Regions from separate parts of the Homo sapiens genome. Here region 1 is linked to region 2. A link is a contact called in ENCODE Hi-C or POLR2A ChIA-PET data. All regions are on one chromosome and are shown on one strand. Each heading gives the region's core, a stretch centred on a gene start or an enhancer-like site at or near the end of the contact. The rest is flanking DNA. Distances are from core to core; before and after follow the strand shown. Region 1 overlaps LINC02541 (long intergenic non-protein coding RNA 2541). Region 2 overlaps LOC105377955 (a long non-coding RNA gene).

The links. A loop is a pair of places that touch in the nucleus more often than their neighbours do. ChIA-PET counts read pairs that join two places held with the same protein, here RNA polymerase II (POLR2A). Pooled maps may share reads with other maps.
Region 1: a map of endothelial cell of umbilical vein shows a loop between it and region 2 (13-fold over the local background). The contact joins two enhancer-like sites. A Hi-C loop is called at or near these places in 1 of 168 maps with a recorded cell type or tissue (endothelial cell of umbilical vein), 1 of 37 single-sample maps with no recorded cell type and 4 of 50 pooled maps. POLR2A ChIA-PET finds 5 or more read pairs at or near these places in 1 of 52 experiments (HEK293).

Annotation. Positions count from the first base shown.
Region 1 is chr6:113,628,596-113,634,037 of GRCh38, reverse strand. The region is part of intron 1 of LINC02541 (long intergenic non-protein coding RNA 2541); the gene reads left to right. Among named protein-coding and RNA genes, the nearest start is that of LINC02541, 19 kb to the left of the region's middle. RefSeq lists enhancers at 1,683-1,732, 2,603-2,742, 2,763-3,062. Within about 2 kb of position 2,742, at least 27 of the 41 ENCODE cell types and tissues checked have a DNase peak (open chromatin) inside an H3K27ac peak, as active enhancers do.
Region 2 is chr6:113,180,491-113,185,639 of GRCh38, reverse strand. All of the region lies in intron 1 of LOC105377955 (a long non-coding RNA gene), which reads left to right. All of the region lies in intron 5 of LOC105377953 (a long non-coding RNA gene), which reads right to left. Among named protein-coding and RNA genes, the nearest start is that of LINC02518, 250 kb to the left of the region's middle. Within about 2 kb of position 1,264, at least 4 of the 41 ENCODE cell types and tissues checked have a DNase peak (open chromatin) inside an H3K27ac peak, as active enhancers do.

The DNA.
Region 1 (5,442 bases), core at 1,493-3,992, 450 kb before region 2:
AGATTATTTAGAGACTCAAACATTCCAGAGTTCCTTTAGTAGATGACTTCTATCATGACAAGCAAGCTAAAAGGTCAGTGGTCCCAAAGTGGGGTGCACATGATCTATTGAGGTACAGAAAAAGAGAATAATAAAAATATATAAATGTATCATTATTAATAAATATAATCTTTAAAAAGATGAATTTTTATGAATGATTTATATTATTCACAATAAATTAATAATGATTATGTCATTCATAAATAAAAACATAGATATATGGTAGTACATGCTTAAATTTTATTTAAACTAGTAAGAAGGTGGGATCAAATACAGTGAAAGTCTAATGGTTAGGTAACACTTTGGCTGTAATACCCTCTTCCCTCTAATCAATGCAGTATAATAAAGACAGGTTCTAATATCTCCTCCTGAAACTGGGAGGAATTTTAAACATTCTCCCTTCTACATCATCAGAACAATATAGTTTTACTTTCACTACCTTTAAAAACATTAAGGAAAGTAGAGAACAATATTCAGATTAGTTATAAGATCAATTTTCCTATCTCCTTCTATAAGTTTCTAGGATTTTGTATATTTGGTGTGTAACATACTAACTATGTTGTATTTTTCTGTGCTTTTAGTCACAAAAAGATCCTTGCTTAAAACAAACATTTTCTAAAGACATCAAAGGCCATGTAGAAAAACATAATATAAAAAGTATTTGCAAGCTGGGTGTGGTAGCTCCCATGTCTGTAATCCTAGCACTTTGGGAGGCAGAGGTGGGAGGATCACTGCTCCTCACCCACCTACAGGTGGCTCCCATGCTTGTAATCCCAACACTTTGGGAGGCAGAGGTGGGAGGATCGCTTGAGCCCAGGAGTTTGAGACCAGCCTGAGTAACATAGTGAGACCCTGACTCAAAAATTAGCTGGGCATGGCGGCTCATGCCTGTAGTGCTAGCTATTTGGTCTTGAACTCCTGGCTTCAAGCAATCCTCCCACCTCAGACTCCCAAAGTGCTGGGATTACAGGCATGAGCCACCACACCTGCCCTATCCTACCTATTTGGGAGGCCAAGGTGGGAGGATTGCTTGAGCCTGAAAGGTCGAGGCTTCAGTGAGCCATTATTGTGCCACTGCACTCTAGCCTGCATGGCAGAGCAAGATCCTGTATCAAAAAAAAAAAAAAAAAAAAAGAATTTACAGTTGTGTGCCATAGCTTATTAGCAACAGTAGAGAAATTATAGCACAATATTTGCTGATACCACAAGGGAACACATATTTGTGGTGTCTATCTTTCATGTGTTTTTATTTTAGGAAATGAATGCTGATGTTAGGCAACTTAATCCCTTCCTTGTGACTTTTGCTCCTATTTCCAAGCTGGGTATCTCTTACACAGGCATTAACAAGTAGGTTGACTGTCGGGACAAGCCCAGGGATGGCATTGTTTCTATTTGCTGATAAATGACTCTGGGGCTGTGAAGACTCAGACCCAAGGAGTGACTCAGAAAGTCAGGGGCCCATGTCATTCTGCTCTGGGTTCAGACGTGCACTGCAGCAGCACCGGGACTTGACAGCCCTACGGCTCGATCAGCTTTCTGTTTTCATTGCCTTACGATGCCATGAGTGGAACTATTGTCAAATCAGAGTTCACTCCCCAGCTTTTCAGTCTTTCCCCTAATTCTTGCTCTATCAGAGGTCGAGGACAACAGTATAATGATTCATAGGTTCTACTTCCTGGCAAGTAATCATTTTCCCACGGTGAGTAATGATTTATGCTGAGAGGGGTAAAGAATTGTGATTTGCTTTTTTCTGTGTGGCCTTTCTGCTGACAGAGGGTTGGCTAGGAATACTTTTTTTTTCCATTTGTAAGGCCATCTAGAAAATGTTTTAAAGCATTTTAATTTTTTAAACATAGGCTCTTTAAATATATATATTATTCATAGAGAACTGGAATAATCCCCTCATATACTTTGTTAAAAAACAAAGACAATTTTGAAATTTCCTTTTTTATGTTGGCATGTGAGGACTCGGTGTGCCTCATAGAAGTCAAGAGCTGTAGAGGCCCACTACAACCCCACTTTTTAGATGGGAACACTGAGACCTGGAGAAGTTACTTGAGTTGTCCATTTCCACAGAACTGGCTAGTGACAGAGACAGATTGAAGCTTAAATTAGCTCATCATAGGCTATGATTTTATCTAACTTTAGGCTTACTTGTACCATGTCATAAGGGGAAATCTAGGTTTAAAGAAGTCCATGACTTTCACAGTGAACCACATGAATTAATGACAGAAGGGCCAAGGCAGAAGCATAGTAATTGGTATCGGATGGACCTTGGCTTGAATCGTGGCCCTGGAACTGGATGATGTTGGCTAATTTACTTAATTTATCTGAGTATGTTTTCTCACTTTACAGATGAGAATGGGGATAATAATGTCAATTTCATATCATCTGATGTAAGAGTAAGAGATAAGGCATGCAAGGCTCCTGACACATGGTAGGCTTTCAATAAACAGAAGCTCTAATTATTTTTTAAAACTAAGCGACACCTGTCCTTGCTCTCTGGGTTTCCTTTTCAAAGCAGCCCTAGTTATACTTCGCACTATCTTAGAACTTTGCTTTGTCAGACTCAACAGTTAGTTTTCTCAAGCCACTACTGAAATTTTTCCCTTAGTACTCTGCATCTGAGTTGTCTCATTTCCTGGAGGCCCTGTCACAGGCCAGTAGGCTGTTACAGAACATGATCTGAAACCTCACTGGCAAGGGAAGTCCCCTTCAAAAGAGGCATTTTTTTCCCCTTCTGGAGTTTCACGCTTCTCTTTCAGATTATGTAGGCAACCCCTCAACCGGAGGACACAGATGAAGGTCCTGCCCCGATTGTCCTGTGGACAGTGTGGGTGCAGTGGGGAGGCTGAGGGTCTGGGCATATTTGCCCCATATGTCGTCACTGCCACCATTTCTGCCTCTGTACCTCCATGTCCTTTCAGCTTCCCCACAAATGGCCTTTGTTTTTTTTTTTCTCTTCCCTTTGGTCTCCCCCTCCCACCTCACCAGGACCAACTCTTGAAACACCCAGTGGGAAATTTAGAGGAGTCTGTGATACGTGGGGGAGTATTGGAGCTTTGCATTTCTGTGTTTTCTTACTTCCTTTAGAGCTCACAGGGATTTCCTAAGCAGTCTCTTCTGTGCCCAGTGGCCAAGACTGGCTCCCTCCCCCTGTGATGGGGAATTGCCACCTAGGTGCAGGTGGTTCTTCTTTTACTTCTTCTTTTCTAAAAAACACAGTTACAAAAATATACACCTTATGTTCAGGTCTTGCAATGAAAAAAATTGCTCTAGTGATTTTTGTAGTATTTTTTCTATAACTGAAATGCTATTTACATATCATGATAAGAGATAGTCCATTTCATTAAATGGGCTCATTCCTTTAATTGAAGTGTGTGTGTGTGTGTGTGTGTGTTTATTGGCATACTTTCTAGATATTTTGTCACCAGGGAATTTCCCACTTGAGTATATGTTGTAACATAAGTGAATAGTCTGCAATATTTTTTTTGAGACAGAGCCTTGCTATGTTGCCTAGGCTGCAATATTTTTTAAACATTAATATTTACATAGAGATTTGTACTAAGTGTTTTGAAAATCCTTTAAATCACATTAAATATCATAAAAGAGATTTTTCATAATTAGAAAATATAGCCTCAATCCCATCCTTTTATTGTAATGATTGGTTTCATTTTCATATATTAACTTTCATTTTTTATTCATGTATTATAGTTTCATTAGGGTAGGGTCTAAAATTTGTGCTATCAAAATGAAACTAGCTATTGCTTCACGTTTACTGCAATAAGCCCACCTGCTTTTCTGATTTTGTGTGCACTGTCCTCTGTGAACTGTAATGGACCAAGTAACTATGAAACCAACATCTTCTTCCCTAGAGGATGGTCCCCTGGGAAGCCCCTGGATCAAGCTCCAATTCTGGCAGCTTCTCTTTCTTTTAAGAACAACAGATAAAGTTCCAGCATGGCTTATTTTATTTATTCCACCAATATGTATTCAGAGTGTACTAAATATTGAATGCTACTATGTTAATTGGGGACACAGGATGTATAATCACTTTGACATATTGAATATGGAGGGAAAACACAGGGAGGAAACTATTTTGGTGCTTTTGTGATTCTGTAAGTGGCTCAGAGTCAATTAGAGGAAAACATGATCTCTGTTTTTGGGTTCTGCAAGGTTGGAAGAAGTGGATGTGGAGATAAAGTAAAATGAGGGGCATGGTAAACTGTGGCCTGGTGGTGGGGTGGAGTTTGTATTTCAGGATACATAAAGTAATGAGCCCTATGATTAATAAAGCTAAGTTGAATACCTAACCCATGGGTTGGATAGCTTAGTATCTGGGACAATAAACTAGGAGTTTTGTTTATTTGTTGGTGAGTGGGGGAGGTGGGTATGGGAGATTTAAACTGAATTAGCAGGATTGAATCTCACTGAAAAGGAGGGAAAGAAAATTCTAACAGATTTCAGGAAGACAGAACTTTATTGCTTATGTAACCAAAAAGTCCCAGGCTGGAATTGACCTCAATTTTAGCTGAAATTAACTCTTTCAACAAAAGTTCTGTAAGTTTGCCTTTTTTCAGCTTTTGACTTAGCTTTCTTCCTTATTCTATTTTAGGCAGCCTTCCTCACATGATGGCAAAGATGGCTATAAACATTTATGGCTTAAATTCTACAAGTTTTGAAGCTTTGTTGGGAAGTATATGTCCTTTTTGCTTTGTTTGGCCCAGCTTGGCCAGTCTCAATCCATATGGTTTGGATGGGGGCTAATCTTGGAGGCAGGTGGTGGGATTGGCCCTTATCCAAACCATATCAATTGAGAATGGCAAATGGTACTTCTTCAAGGGGAAGGAATGTGTTGTGTTATCAGGAGAGGCGTGCTGGGTAGGTGAAAACCAAGAATGACCACAATGCAGATCCCTTTGAGGATCTGTTGAAAGAAATGGACCTTCTCTCTTTAGAAAAGTACTCTTGGCTGGGTGTGGGGGCTCATGCCTATGATCCCAGCACATTGGGAGGCTGAGGCAGGAGGATCACTTGAGCCCAGGAGCTTGAGACAATTCTGGGCAACATAGCAAAACCTGACCTTTATTGAAAAGATTAAAAAAATATATTAGCCAGGTGTGGTGGCACAATCCTATAGTCCTGGCTACTCAGGAGACTAAGATGGGCGCATCTCTTGAGCCCAGGAATTCAAGGCTGTGGTGAACTGTAATCATGCTACTGCACTCCTGTCTGGCCAGCAGAGTGAGACCCTGTCTAAAAAAATAATGATAATTATAAAATAAAACATAAAGCACATATAAACATAACATTATTCTGCTCACAATTTCAGAAGTTCACAGACCTTCTGAAGTTATATATATCCATACCCTAGAGTTCCATAGATTCTAGCTCAAAAACTCT
Region 2 (5,149 bases), core at 15-2,514:
AAGCTTCCAGGAGGTTTTCATTTCAGCAGCACTGCCAGAAAACATCTACCATCCCAGGCTTTTTTTGTGAAATTATAACTTCAAATTCCAAGCACCTGGGAAATTCCCAGGGGTTGAGCTGGAACAGCTGTGGCCCAGAACTCCTCTTGCAGTTCTCCAGGAAGAATACTCTGTCCTGAGAATCTGAACTCTGGAATAATCCAGCTCTTCACCATCCCCACATCTGTCCCCACATAGTCAAGCATGACAGCAAAATAAAATCCACAAAAAGGGGACATGGATGCCACTTTGAATCTGTGGTCACTCATCCTTAAGGGGCTTTTAACACTGCATAGAAATTCTAATGAGATTTTTTGTTAGCTTGCTTCCCCACTCCCTGAAATGGCAATTTAAAATATTTTCTACTCAATTCACATCTGCAATTTTCTCTCTTCTCATTCTCAGCAGATGTCCTACCTCAAAGAAAATTAAAAGAGAAACCATGAAAACAAACCAACTTAACTTCCTGACATCATAGCTACAAATCTATTTGCTTGCTGCTTCCCTTGTCTTCTTCTCTGCTGGTACAAAGTGATGGGTGTCCTTTTTCCCAAGTTACTTCTTGTCTGGATATACTCACCAGTCTCCAGGAAGCAAAGCTGGGGCCCTGCCCCACTGTGGTCTCTTCCCTGGATTACAGAAGAGGCCCTGTCAATGGCACCTTGGCTCTTGGCCCACCTTCTGTCTTGGCCCTCTGCTACACTTTCCAACTTACAAGCAGAGTGCACGTGTCAAGCCTAAATGGGGTTATATAATTGCCCTCTGCTAAACCTTCTGGTATGGGCTGAATTGTGCATCCCTGAAAAATTTATATATTGAATCCGTAGCCCCCAGTACCTTAGAATATGACTATGTTTAGAGATAGGCTCTTTAAAGAGCTAACTTAGTTAAAATAAGGTCACTGGGATGGGTGGCTCCTAATCCAATATTACTAGTATCCTTATAAGAAGAGATTATGACACAGCTGCATACAGAAGGAAGACCATGTGAAGACACAGGGAAAAAGACAGCCATCTACAGGCCGAGGAGAGAGCCCTCAGAAGAAACCAACCTTGCTGGCATCGCAATCTTGGGCTTCTAACTTCCAGAATTGTGATAAAATAAATTCCAGAATTGTGAGAAAACATTCTTGCTGACATCATGATCTTGGGCTTCTAAATTCCAGAATTGTGAGAAAATGAATTGGTTCAGCCACTCAGTCTGTGGTACTTCGTCAAGGCAGCCCTAGCAAAACTCTTCCACCTTCTAATGACTTTTAGTCATCTCTGGAATAAAACCCACAGGCTCTAAGAAGTTTCTAAGGCCTAGGATGATCTGACTGACTCTTGCCTCTGGTGCCTCAGCCTTAGACACTTCCTGCCTCTCTCTACTCCAGCCACACTAGCCTCGGTGCAGTTCCACATACATCATCCTCCTTCGTCTGGAGCCTCTGGATGTCCTGTTTCTTTGGCTTGGAATCCTCCTACCTGCTCATGCTACTTACTCACCTCGTCAGTAGCACCACCCTTCAAGTCTCAGCTTAAACATCGCTCCTTAGAGAAGCCATCCTTGTTCCCTTAGACTAGGGAACAAGGGAATCTGTGGTAATTCTGTGGTAATCTTCCACAGAATTTTGTACTGGTAATTTACAGCCCTTATGATCCTCCAGTCACTTGGTCAACATATCTCTTCTATGCAAGATTGTATCCTCCAGGTCTCAGGAACCATTTCTGCTGTATCTGTGGTATATTTGGTGTGGTATATATGTATTTGAATGAAGCCTCAGAATGAACAGGCTAACAGTTGCCAGGATCATGACCATTCTGGCAGGAAAATGGACAGAACTGCTTTGGACACGGTAGTAGTAAGATTTCCCCTGATTATCAAAATCCAATTAGGTAGATTTTGTAGCTGAAGTAATGAAGTGATTACCTCTAGAATAATTTGTTAGTAATTCAATTCAGTTTATGAGGCAAAGGTTATATTTTTATTTTTTCAGTCAACTTTAGCAAATGTTCAGAATTTTTGGACCAGATGTATAGTAGGTCTAATTCATTTTGGGATACATATGAAACAATTATATGAAGGATTGATTTTATATTATCACCTGGAATTTCTGACCTTTACAGAAACTGCCAAAGTGTGTTGGAGTTTGAGCCCCATCACAAGACATTTAGCAATGCATATGTTGTTGTGACTGGAAATTGGGTTTGCTGTTGCCCTTCATCTCTGCTTCATAACAGTGGGTGGAAGCCCTTTAAAAGAAGCATTCTGAATTTTAAAGCTCTTTTCTTGTGCTGTCCGATAGGAGATGCCAATATTATGAGGCACTAGCATGCAAGTGTGGAGGGTCCACTTTTTGTAGGGTAGCCCATGGCTGCTAGGAGAGGTATTTTGTAGCATGTGTGGACTTGGTTTTTGTGGCGTGAAGAGAATGGGTATAACACTGATAACTTGCCAAGAGAAGCCTATTTTATGGTGCTTTTGTGATAAGTACAATGGTGCCATCTATTTGTGACTGATATTTTTTAATGGAGTTGACTGTTCCTGAGTGGTCCGAGGACAAAAAGAATAATGTAGCTGGGCATCATTTGCACATTTATTTACATGTCAGGGCTTTTGTTCAAATTGTGACTGAAGTCTATTTGTAGAGTCAGGCATAACAAAGTAAACCTCATTGAGATTCACTTCAGGACATATCCAAACAAACAACATCTTCATTCTGAGCCCATCCAAATGTCTGTAATTTGGTAAATTACTCATTCTATTTGAATGCATTAGTCATCATTTATGAATGCCAGTGAAATTGAATGGACTTCCCTCAAAGCTCTATAGAACTTTTCCATCGTGCTGCAAATGCCTGTTTTTAATTTTTTTCAAGACATATTTTTTGTTACATTTTAAATTTCTGGCTCATATGCCAAATAAGCATCCAAAAAAATAAAGAATCATGTCGAAATAGCTAAATGGGTCTTTGTAAAATGACTTTTTTTCTTTAGATTTAAGTAGATTAAGGTCACATCACAGTATGTGAAAATGCATAAACCTTTGTAATCTTCAGGTTTAATCTTTACTATGAAGTACTTTGGGAATGTTAGTAATCTTCAACATAAACAGCTGTCAGAGGGAATCAAATAGGAAGTGTTTTAAGGAAGACAATGCCTCAAGTGCTAACCCCCTTGAAATTTTTTTTTTTTTTTTTGGAGTGATGAAAGCTTTTTCTTGAGTATATTGGTTAATAGCCAAGAAAGATGGGGAACCTTGAACAGAAAGACCATACAGAAATTTTCTGATGCTTTGACATTTTACGTTTTCTTTAAAATCAAATGGCTCTAGTAACACAGCAAAAAGGGGAATATGACATTTTGACATTCATCAGGTATCTGTGGTACTTTTAAGTTATATCGATTAAACTTTCCTATCCCAACAATTTTTTTATCTGCTTATGGAAGCTATCAGTCTTTATAATGTATTGCAAATGCGTGATGAAGACTGAAGATAAAGAAAAGCTGACCCTTGAACTTCTGAGTGTATTTATGTAATTTCCTAAATTTTGAGTAATCTTGGCAAAAGAGATGTCCTGAGTTCTTTTTTACATTTATTTAAGGCAATGGTATCTATAAACTATTATTGCTCAAATGTCTAGGATTCTTTTAAATGTAAAAAGGAGTGGTTCTTCTTAGGAAAGGATGATTTTAACTATCTTTGAAAATTTCATAAATCAAGAGCAGATTTGTAAAATAAAGTGTTAACAAGTGGTTACAGGTTTAGTTTTCCAAAGATAAACTTTTGTCCTTCTTATTTTGTGTCCCAGAACCTTCCCTATTCTCTCCATTGTCAATGCTGGTTTTTCTAAGAGGAAAAAGCTGACTATTCGTTTAGAATCTCTGTGCAAGATTTCTTGTTAGATTGATCCATTATATTTCAGCTGTGTACATGCTGCCCACCTTCTCCATGCATTCCTTGTATTTTAAATCCTACAGGGCTTTCTTTCAATACAGGAGATATGTCTCCCTTTTAGTTATTTAGACTTGAGGATGATTTGATTCATGAGGATGTATATACTTTGTGTTTTTAAGTGTGTGTGTGCAGCAAATATTTATCAGTGTGCCGTATTTCATCTTGAAATTGAAAGACTAGATCATTCTTGGAAGGGATATTAAGCTTCCTTATGCAAGCATTTTTGCACGCTAATGCTTCAAGGCCCAGAAAGAAAAGGGAATGAATAAAGTGGTTGTGGGCAAGTGGCTAGAGAGCACTTGCCTTGGCTTAGGGCACCAGTATCTATTCAGCTGCAGTCAACTGCAGCCACGCAAGAACAGTCCCAGTGTTGTTCAACTATCCAGGTTTACAAGAGTAGTCAGAAACTTGGATTTTCATTTGAAATTTCAAAATATTTAAATGCTAGTAATTAATTTTAATTAAACACTGTGTGAGCTAAACAAAATAAGTTTATGGGTGCTCAGTGTGCCAGTTCTGTAAAACAGAAGTTATAGCTAAAAAAGAAAATGCCATACCATAGTTTACTTACCAACTTTACTTAATAGCTATGTAAAATGTTTAGAAAAGAAACATAAATGTAATATGCATACTTAGATAACATGTTTGTTAGAAATATCTTGGGTAAGGGAAGAAATTTTCTTTCCATCTACCCATGCCATTGATGAGTCTCTGGTTCAGAAAACTGATTCCATTCAATACCACCTACTTCCCCATCCCAGCTCCCATTAATACAAGTATAGGGACTTAACATTTCCTCAATGCCCACCTCCTTGCTTGCTGTTCAGGGAAATACACATTTTGGTTTATGGATGTCCTGGGGTGCTGTAAGAGTCAAGGAAGTTATTGAAGGACATTTTTAGATAATAGACAGCATCAATCATGCTGGGCACATACTGAGGAAAGTGATGACAAAGAAGGGACCTATCTGCCCAACAAGAGCAGGACCTTGGAAAGAATGGTTCTCTGTCTCTTTGGCCTTAATGTACAAGGAAAAAATGAGAGCTGGAAAGTTTACACATGGCCCTCAGATTTTAGGCAGTGCCAGAGCATCAATGAGCATGAGGCTGAGTGATCTTCACCGGGAGCAGTCTATTGCTGCAGACTCAGCTCCCATAATGAAAGGTTGAGA